2 separate regions of the Homo sapiens genome follow, and region 2 is linked to region 1. Evidence: chromatin loops called from intact Hi-C (ENCODE). Cell type or tissue: heart right ventricle. All regions are shown on one strand. Each heading gives the region's core, and the rest is flanking DNA. Links, peaks and the distances in the headings are about the cores only.

The links. A loop is a pair of places that touch in the nucleus more often than their neighbours do. Peaks named below come from ENCODE experiments on the same cell type or tissue, not always from the same donor. Only the 100,000 strongest peaks of a DNase experiment are listed, where the experiment ranks them.
Region 2: it touches region 1 in a loop (4-fold over the local background); 50 of 110 quality-filtered maps call a loop at or near these places.

What each region holds. Positions count from the first base shown.
Region 1 is chr10:4,749,966-4,755,360 of GRCh38, forward strand. All of the region lies in intron 2 of LOC105376375 (a long non-coding RNA gene), which reads right to left. Among named protein-coding and RNA genes, the nearest start is that of AKR1E2, 74 kb to the right of the region's middle. In heart right ventricle, for the core only: no CTCF peak of the experiment used is centred there; no DNase peak of the experiment used is centred there.
Region 2 is chr10:4,674,705-4,680,099 of GRCh38, forward strand. It overlaps MANCR (mitotically associated long non coding RNA), which reads right to left and starts at 3,366. Exons shown (of 4, transcript NR_024475.1): 1 at 3,345-3,366. LOC105376373 (a long non-coding RNA gene) reads left to right here. Exons shown (of 4, transcript XR_001747338.2): 2 at 1,961-2,115; 3 at 4,699-4,871. In heart right ventricle, for the core only: no CTCF peak of the experiment used is centred there; no DNase peak of the experiment used is centred there.

The DNA of each region.
Region 1 (5,395 bases), core at 67-5,066:
GCAGTGAACTATGAGGACACCAATGCACTCCAGCCTAGGGAGCACAGCAAGACTTTATCTCTAAATAAATAAGTAATTTTAAGAAAATACAATTTTTAAAAAAGCAATTCTATACAAGTTCAAAGTCATCAGCAGTAACTGTATTGCCTGCTAATAAAAAATCAACACTTTTCAGAGGATGAGAACAGAATTCAGAGGTTGTACAATGTGTCATCTACAATGTCCCAGGACACGATAACAAAAAAAAATGAGATATACAAAAAATAAGTAAATATGACCCATGGTGAAAAACAGTCCGTTAGAAATATATCCCTTTTATGGCACAGATGTTGGATTTAGCAAGCTATTGTAATTATATTGAAATAATTAAAGGAAGATATGATCTTAATGAATGAATAGAGACACAGCCTCAGTGAAGATACGGAAAGCATGGCAGAAACCAAATGAAAAGTTCCAGCATTGAAAAGGCTATTCCTGAACCAAAAAATCTACTGCATAAGCTTGGCAGAGTAAAAGAGTCAGTAAATCAAAGGTGTTGATAGATATTATTGCATCTGAAGTACAAAGGAGAAAAATAAATCCTTGAAGAAAAACGAGCAGAGTCTCCTGGTCCCACGAGAGAATACCAAGCAGATTAGCATCCATGTATAGTATAATATATGCTACAACCTAATACATGTATGCTAATATTTTGAGTTCCAGAAGGACCGTGAGGATAGGAGAGGAAAAGTATTTGAAGAAAGAATAGTTGTAAAATCCCCAGGTTTTAATAAAACTTCAACTTACACACCAAAGCAGAATAAATAAAAAGAAAAGCAGATGTAACACTGTCCAAGATAAAGATGAAATCTTAAAAGCAACCAGAGCAAAATGATGTATTACAAAAAAAGAGAAATGTTGTATACTTTCTATTAATTCGTATCAAATAATACTAGAAGATAATAAAATGACTGCTTTAAAGTACTGAAACATAAAAGAAACAGCTCAGAGCCCTATATCCAGTAAACATATCCTTCAAAAACAAGAGTAAAATTAGATTTTTCCAAAGAATTTGTCACCAGTAGACTTAAACTCTAAGAAATGCCAAGTAATATTCTCAAGATGAAAGAAAATGATTTCTATTGGAAACTTGAATTTGACAAAAGAATAAAGAATACTAAAAGCAGCTCTACGTTGGAAAATAAAAAAGACTTTTCCATTTTCCTAATTTCTTTTAAAAACTGTTTAAAAAATAACATCATAAGGTAAATTTTATAGCATATATAGATATAAGATGTGTGACAAGAAGAGCTTGGATGATGGTGGGCAGGTGAGTGAGACTGCAATCTCATAATTCTGTTACATCTGGAAAGTGGAGTGTTATGAGAGTGGCAGGAGGCAGCAAGCATGAGTTATAACATGTGAATTGTGAACTGTAGGGTGTGGAGTATAAGGTGTGAAATGGTAAAATGCTGACTCTACATAATCTTTGATAAATTGACGATTCATATTGTCAGCCCTAGGGCAACCACTAAAAATAAGTTAAAAATATGTCTAGTGCAGAATTGCAGTGCAGAGAATAAAGCGGAATTCTAAGAATAAGTTACATAAAATAAAAGCAGTTAAAGGGCAATAAAGGAACAAACAGAAGTGACAAATGAAAGAAAATCACAAAATTGAATGATTAAATCCAACTATGTCTACAATGACGTTAAACTTAATTAGACTAAAGATCTCATCAGAAGGCATATTTTTTCACATTTGATAAAAAGCAATATATATACTTCCTAAAAGACAAGCTATTTTAAAAAAAGACAAATTCCTTGAATTACAAGGAAAGAAAATGTACAACATGCAAACCAATAAAAGTATGCTAACATAGCTATATCAACATAATAAAAGCAGACTTCACAATAAAGAGTATTAAAGAGAAAAAGAGAATTATAAGGAAGATATACTATCCTAAATAAATATATATCTATTGGCAAAGCTTGAAACCTCAAGCTTTATTAAGAAGTGAACTAAAACGAATAACAGTAAACACTATCCTTGAACTAAAATAGGTGAACTAAAACAAGTTCACAATCAGTATTTGATAAAACAATTAGACAAACTGTCAATATACAAAAAATTATATATATAATTATATATTATATATTATATATAATAGTAAGTATATATAAAACTGTCAGCATGCGGGGCTGAGAATGATGGCTTCTGGCTTAAACCATGTCCCTGCAAAGGACATGAACTCATTTTATTTATGGTTGCATAGTATTCCATGGTGTATATGTGCCACATTGTCTTTATCCAGTCTATTGTTGATGGGCATTTGGGTTGGTTCCAAGTCTTTGCTATTGGAAATAGTGCTGCAATAAACATACGTGTGCACGTGTCTGTATAGTAGAACGATTTATAATCCTTTCGGTATTCTCAGCAAACTAACACACACACATAAATCCAAACACCGCATGTTCTCATAAGTGGGAGTTGAACAATGAGAACACGTGGACACAGGGAGGGGAACAACACACACCGGGGCCTGTCGAGGGGGTGGGGGGCTACAGGAGTGAGGGCATTAGGACAAATACCTAATGCATGTGGGGCTTAAAACCTAGATGTCGGGTTGACAGTTGCAATAAACCACCATGGTACATGTATACCTATGTAACAAACCTGCATGTTCTGCACATGTATCCCAGAACTTAGAGTAAAAACAGAAAAATGATATAGGATATAAAGACTCACTTACACATACACACACACATACACATGTATTGGAAACATAATAATTTTTATATATCACAAGTTAATAATAAGGAAACAAACAATCCAAGTATTTTTTTAAAAGCATGGCAAACTATTTGAACAGACAAAGATATTCAGGTATTAAGATTTTTCTTAATCTTAGACATGAAAAGATGTTCCGCTTTACTCATCATGGAAGTGCTAACTAAAATTAAAATGAGAAACACTTCACACACTCGATTAGCTAAAATTAAAAAGGCTGACACTACCAAAAATTAATGAGGATGTGGAGCACGTGGAATCCACATACCTTGCTGGTGGGAATGTAAAACTCCACACCCACTGTAGAAAATAGTTCTGTACCTTTTATAAAATGAAACCTATGAGCCAGAAAGTCCAGTCCAATGTATTTATCTATGACAATGTTAAAAATGAGCAAACAACAATGTACCCAAAGCCTCATATACTAGTGTTTGGAGCAGCTTTATTCATAATAGTCACACTGGAAACAACCCAAATGCCTGTCCACCGGTAATTTACGCTAAACGTTGCGATGAAACACCATTCAGCAGTAAAAAGGGGCACACTTTTTGTGTGTATCTAACACACCACAATATTAATGAATCTTAAAAGCATAAAGCCAATTGAAAGAAGTCAGATACAAAAGAGTATGTTCTATATGATTCAATTTATGTGAAGTTCTAAAACATGCAAAACTTATAATGGTGAAAACCAGCTCAGGCCACCTGGGGTGGGGTAGGGGGTAGACAGAGGGATGTGAAGGGACAGGTGAGAGCATTCTGAAGACATGGAAGTGCTCTGTGTCTGGATCAAGGTGGTGGTCACATGTGTCAAAACTCATCAGTCTATACATTAAAAACACGTGCATTTAATTTAAGGTAGACTGTTGCCAATAAAGTTTATTTTAAGATAAGTAAGTTAATTTTTTAAAAGGAGACATAGATCTCCAGATCTATTTTGGATAAGTTCCAAAATGTAGTTAGCAGACCATTAGGAAGCCTGGAAAAGTGTATTAAAAGATGGCTCAGTTTCCGAAAGACTGCCATTTTCCTCCAGAATCCTACAGATGCTAATTTTTCATTGGTGACAACCCAGGCATGGTCAGGCATCCACTACTCCTGTGCCAGGACCCAGGCAAGGCAGCAGAATCCCCAAATGATATCTTTTCTTTTCTTTTCTTTTCTTTTTTCTTTTCTTTTCTTTTCTTTTCTTTTGAGATGGAGTTTCGCTCTTGTCATCCAGGCTGGAGTGCAATGGCGCAATCTTGGCCCACTGCAACCTCTGCCTCCCGGGTTCAAGTGATTCTCCTGCCTCAGTCTCCCAAGTAGCTGAGATTAGAGGTGTGTGCCACAATGCCTAATATTTTTTTTTTTTTTGTATTTTTAGTAGAGACTGGGTTTCACCATGTAGGCCAGGCTGGTCTCAAACTCCTGACCTCAAGTTATCCGCCCGCCTCGGGCACATTGCACTTGTAGAGTCTCCTTCCCCACATTGCACTTGTAGAGTCTTCCTCCCCAGGACTGCGTGGCCCTCGTTTTTTGTAGCGTGCTGCTAGCCCTACACCACCGCACCAGTCAAGGCTTACAGCATCTGGACTTTACCTCTGAAGATCAGACAAAGAGAATGCTGACTAGGGAAAACCAGTCTGGTTTTATTCTTAGCCTATGATAGCTATGGACATGATGAAGATACTGAAAACGACACTCAAAAACCCAGCTCAAAATCCATCATTAGACATATTCCCTGAACTCATCTAATCATTTGAGTCCCAGACTAGTCCCTTCCTACAGTGCATATTCTGACTGGGATTCTGGGGTATTTATGGAAGACACGATCACAAAGTTAGTTAGGATTGTAAAAGAGTGTGATGTTTAAAGAACTATACTATAGGAAAGAAAGAGTCTCTGCCAGCCTTTGGAAAAAAAAAGTTCCCTAAGACGTCAAGCCACAGTCTCTCTTTCCCACACTCATGTGCAGTATAGGATCCCTTCCTGGGTTCACTAAGGCCACAGTAGAGAAAGGGGTCTCATGCTATCTAAGACAGGGAGATGAGAACTCAGTCTCCACAGGAGAGGAGAAGAAGGGGCACTGTGTGATGAAGAGTGAATTTCAAAATGGGTACCTGAACTATGTGCTGAGCAACATAACATTTGTTTTATCACATGTTAAGGATCGGTCAGATGTGGTGGCTCATGCCTGTAATCCCAGAACATTGGGAGGCCGAGGTGGGCAGATCACCTAAGGTCAGTAGTTCGAGACCAGCGTGGTCAACATGGTGAAATCCCGTCTCTACTAAAAATACAAAAATTAGCCAGATTTGGTGGCGGGCACTTGTAATCCCAGCTACTCAGGAGGCTGAGGCATGAAAATTGCTTGAACCTGGGAGGTGGAGGTTGCAGTGAGCCAAGACTGTGCCACTGCACCCCAGCCTGGACAACAAGAGCAAAACTCCGTCTCAAAAAAAAAAAAAGTTAAGGATCAATTGTTTGGTTGGAATTTAATTTTTCTTTTTCAACTATTTATAATAACCTGTAGTGTTGTCTTATCATGCTGAGGCTGATTTGAATAACTACAGATTTAACAAAAAGTTCTTATAAAATTCCTGATTTATTAACTCTTTTTCCTAAATTGGGCAACTTCCAAAAGT
Region 2 (5,395 bases), core at 275-5,274, 75 kb before region 1:
TCAGCATTAATAAGTAAATCCTTGATAGAAAACCCATACTTTTTCTGTTCTAAAGAACTGGAGAACAGAGTTTGAAATAATCATTTCCACCAGAAAGTGAGGGAGATATTCCAGAAAGGAGATGGCCAGAGACGGGGAGCCCAGATCCCATGCACAAATTTCAGCCAATTAACTAACCAACCTTAAACCATGCATACACAAGGCAGGATCAAAGCACTTTGGAATGAATTTTGAGCTGTGTTCAAAACACAATGTTCATGAGTCTAAAATAATTGTCCGCTAAAATTTAGAAAATCAATACTCTATTAAGGATTATAACAGGATTCAGTCTCTACATCTTCAGAGTATTCAAGAAACAATACAAATCCAGTCAATAGGTGAAGAAAGAATGGATATTTCATTCATTCTCAAGAGAAAAGACAACCTATGGAAAACAATACCCAAATGAACATATGTTGAAATAAGCACATAGGATATTATTTTAACTATTTTAACTACACTCAGTAGTGTAAAAAGAAATATGCTCTTAATAATCAAAATACAAATAGTTTCATCAGCAAATAGAAACTAGGAAAAAGTCTCAAACAGAAATGCAAGAATCAGCCAGGTGCAGTGGCTCACACCTGTAATCCCATCACTTTGGGAGGCTGAGGTGGGCTAATCACCTGAGGTCAACAGTTCGAGACCAGCCTGGCCAACATTGTGAAACCCCATCTCTACAAAAAATACAAAAATAGCTGGGTGTGATGGCATGCACCTGTAATCCCAGCTACTTGGGAGGCTGAGGCAGGTAAATCGCTTGAACCTGGGAGGTGGAGGCTGCAGTGAGCCAAGATTGCACCACTGCAATCCAGTCTGGGTGACAGAGTGAGATGCTGTCTCAAACAAAAACAAACAAACAAAACAAAACAAACAAGAAATGCAAGAAGGGAAAAATACAATGTATGCAGTAAGCACACACTAATTGGGCTTCACAGAATAATAGAATTGACAAAGAAAGGGGTCAGAGAGATCAACAGAACTTTTTAAAATCTGAACAATACCAAGATTGATAAGCAAAGTGAACAAAGCTTCATGGACCTGTGAAATAATCTCTGAAGTTCCAATATCCATGTAACTGCAGTTCCACAGCAGAAGAGAAAGAAAATGGGACATACAGACACACAATTATTGAAAAAAAAAAACTGAACTTTTTCAATTAGGTAAAAGATAAATTTACAGATTATAGAAGCTCAGTAAATTCCAAGTGTGAGCAAACATCATTAAAATGAGCAAGTATGTAATAGTCAAAGTATTTAAAGCCAAAGAAAGAATGTTTTCACAAGCCAGACAAAAATGGCATATTACATACATGCAAAAAATGTTTCAAATATCTTTTTCTTGTCAGAAATTTTAGATGTGAGAAGACAGTTGAAAAATATTATAAGGTAATGCAAGGAAAGAAACTGCCAACCCACAATTCTACATCCAACAAATGTATTCTTCAGAATATGAAGGCAAAATAGAGACAACCTCATACGTTCCACCATTGTGTTTTGGAAGCAGATAATTTGTTTTCTAGTTTTACAGTTCTGTGGATGAAGGGACTTTGCCCCAGTATGGATGAAAACTAAGAGTCTCACCCATACCTAATTTAGATCATTTCAATGATGAGATTTGTAACTTTTTGAGTTGATATTAATGTGACATTTTTTAGAGTTAACGCTTAAATGGGTTAAGAATTTGGGGGACATGGGTAAATGTATTTTGCACACGGGAGAACATGAATTTGGGGTGCCAGCTGGTGGAGTTTACTGGGTTAATTAGTGCCACCCTTCAGCCCCCTAAAAATGCCTGTTCAACTGGAACCTGTGAATGTGACCTTATTTGGAAATGGGATTTTTTGCAGATTTAATGATGAGGTAATCATGGATTAGAGGGATCTATAATCTAATACATGGTATCTGTGGTTTCCTCATAGGAGGGAAATTTGGACATGGACACATAGGGAAGACAGCCATGTGGAGACAGAGGCAGAGGTGGACCTGCTGCCGCAAAACCACAGGGCGCCAAGTACTGTGGGCCACTGAGAAAACTAAAGGAGAGGAAGGATTCTTCCCTGGAGCTTTGGAGAGGGTGCGGCCCTACTTTCACCTGGATTTCAGACTTCAGACTTCCAGAACCATGAAGGAATAAGCTCTCTTTGTTTCAAAACCACTCAGTCAAGGCACTTTGTTACAACAGCCTAGGAAACTAATACAGGAATTGGTATTAGTAAAATCATTATTGTTGGCTCATATGACCATACTCATAGAACTTTTAAGATAATATGTAAATAAGCAACTAAAACAAAAAGTCAGAAAGCTTTATGGTGCCAGATCAATATACAAATAAATATCATTATTTTCCAATAAAAACAATTATATAATGTAACAATAATAAAGTAATAATACAAAGAAACTTCCCATAATAGCTACCAAAAATTCTAAAGTAGTTATAACTAGTTTTTAAAAATAATATGTTCAGAAATTTTATATAAACAAATATAAATTTTAAGTTAAAAAGAAAAAGAAATGGATAAATACATCATTAATGAAGTTTCAATCAAAATTCATACATGAATATTTCACAGAATTTGACAAGTATATCTAAAAATTATTTTAAAGGAGTAAAACGAGCTTGGAATTATTTGAAGAAGAAAGTATTTATCCTTTTGTATATTAAGAGTTAGCCTAAGTCTCCCGGGACTCAATGGTATCACCTCTCTAACAAAAAAGGTCACAGAGATATGAAAACACATCATAAAAAAATCTATCGTTTTATCACACAATGATTTGATCACCTGTGCACATGGAAACAACCTTATTTTAAATCCTTGTTTAGAGTCAATTTTAAGGGATAATGTTGCATGTGAAGCTCCATAATCATTCTTTTGTGTTAAGTGGTTGAGGAAAATATCAGGCTGGTGAGATGTTAATTATAGGTCCAGGGAATAACTTGAGTTAATAAATCAGAGATGAGTCCAAAGTTCTGTAAACAAGTTTCAACATTTCTGGGCACCTGAGATTAAGCACAGCTCTGAGAAGTGCTCCACACGTTCCTAAGTATATGATGCAAGTTTTACTTTGGCAAGAAAATGTAACTATATCTAGTACCCACCTTAGGAACATGAATGACGAAATGGAGATTTCACATTTGCCAGATGAATAGGACTAATGTAGAAAAACAAATCAAACTGTCCTTTACTCTCAGTCAACCCCCTTCTCAATAACAAAAACATCCACATATCCACATTGTCCATCTATTTTAAGGTCAATATAGTATGGATATTATACCAACTTGCAAAAATAAATTAAACCACTTACCACAGGTATCCTCCAACATCATTGGCACCATTAAATAACATTCATTCAGAACTACTTTTAGTGAATGTAGATACTTAATGTTTACAGACGAGGAAATCTGAATGGTACGAAACAAACAGAGACTTGTTCAAGGTCTCACACTGACTCAGCAGCAAAGTCCACATAGGAAGTGAATGTTCCTGAAGTAGCACATTTTGTTTGGACTACAAGACCAACTGAGTTATTATCTTTATTTGAAAATGATTCATGCAAGTCTGCCACAGATGAAGGCAAGCTGTGGAATTCTTACTCAAACTCTTTGTTGTTATTATGGGAAAGCTTCAAGTCTGGGGTTTTTTGTTTGTTTGTTTAATACCTCATATTTGTTATCCGAAAAAAACAAACAGCGTTCATTCACCTGTCAAGCAACAAACGACTCTCCACGAGAATGCAGATTTTGATCAATAGGAGTTTTATTACTTGGCTCAAGTAAGGGGAGCACTGGGTGTATTCTCCAAAGCAGTGTCTCCCTGAGGGAAAGTGGCAGGAGGGTTTTATGGGGTGATGGAGAGGGGAGAGGGTGCATTATCGCATGTAGATGAGGGGTCCCAGCGGTGCAGACACAGTGTCATCATGGCAACACATGGGTTACATGTTATGATAACGGAACTACAGTTCCTCCAGGATGGAGACGTTACAGTCATGAGGAAGATTCACCAGGGTTCATCTCTAAGTTGCCAGGGTCTGTCAGGAGCTGGTTTCAACCAACTAGGTTACTATAGTCCACCCAGGGTTTAGGGAAGAACAGGCTGCAGGGCAGGAAGCTGTAAATCAGGCTGATGGCTCACGTGGATTAAACTCCTATGGTTCCTAGAGACCCTCCTTGTCTGCTTATATATCCTAGAACTGAAAAATAAATTGAAAAGTGAAGTGGTTATGGTGGTCGCACTTCTGAATTCTGGTATGCCCCTCCTACCTCCCCCTACTAAGTAAAGAAAGATAAATCAGTCGTCTTAACAGTATTTAAAACAGCCCTTCCCAAAAACTCAATACATGAAACTTTCTTTCTAGTTGATCTTTGTACCAAATGATCTGGCCAATAAAGGAATAAAATCTTTGAGCTCAAATAACCATGAAAATGCAATACCCGATTTTCCTAAATGCACTTCCTAATGTGAAGGCCATTCACAAAAGCAAATATCCACCCCAGATTCTACTGGGTATGAAACATCTCAATGACTGATACTTCATCTTATCACCTGAAAATTAAATAATTTTATTACAAAAAGAATTAGTAGATTATATTGCTAAATCAAGTTTAGCCTAGAGCTGCCTCCTTACATATTTTAAGTTCAGTCTAAACGTTTCTCTGTAGGTAATGAACTGTAACCTCACTGGACGTGTAAACAGACTGTGACCTACCTACTCTTGTGCCAATCATGGAGTTTCAGCCAATCACAGGCGGCCGGCTGTTCAAACCATGTTTAAATAAGGCAAACGCAGAGCTGTAAGCAATCTAGGTGTTTCTGCACCTCTCGTCCATTTTCTGTAAGTCCTTTTTCTGTTCATAAATCTTCTTCCATCACGTGGCTGTGCTGGAGTCTTTGAACCTACCCTGCCTCGGGAGGCTGCCCCAATCAGCAATTTGTTCTTTGCTCAATTAAACTCTATTAATTTAATTTGCCTAAAAATTTTTTAACAATGTTTACTAGTAAATTTCATTTTTTCTTGCAAAAAAGAAAAAATCCTGAAAACAGGAGTAGGGAAAGATTGATGGCTAAAATTAAATATGGTTAACTTTAATATTTTAACTTATCACAAGAAAATTGCATTGCTTTGGACTATAAAAGTGATACATAAATCTTTCACTTCAGTAGCGCCATCACCATCATCAAATATTTAAAAACTTACATATGAAAAGAAATATGGTGGGGAGGGAAGTAGACAGAAACAGTTAAGAAACTAGGACATAATAAGACAGCAAAATTCCTGTTGGTTTATTTTTTGCTTGTTTCCTTGCTTAGTATTCTCTGATAGCCAAAGAATAGACGAAATATTCTAAGAGCCAACGA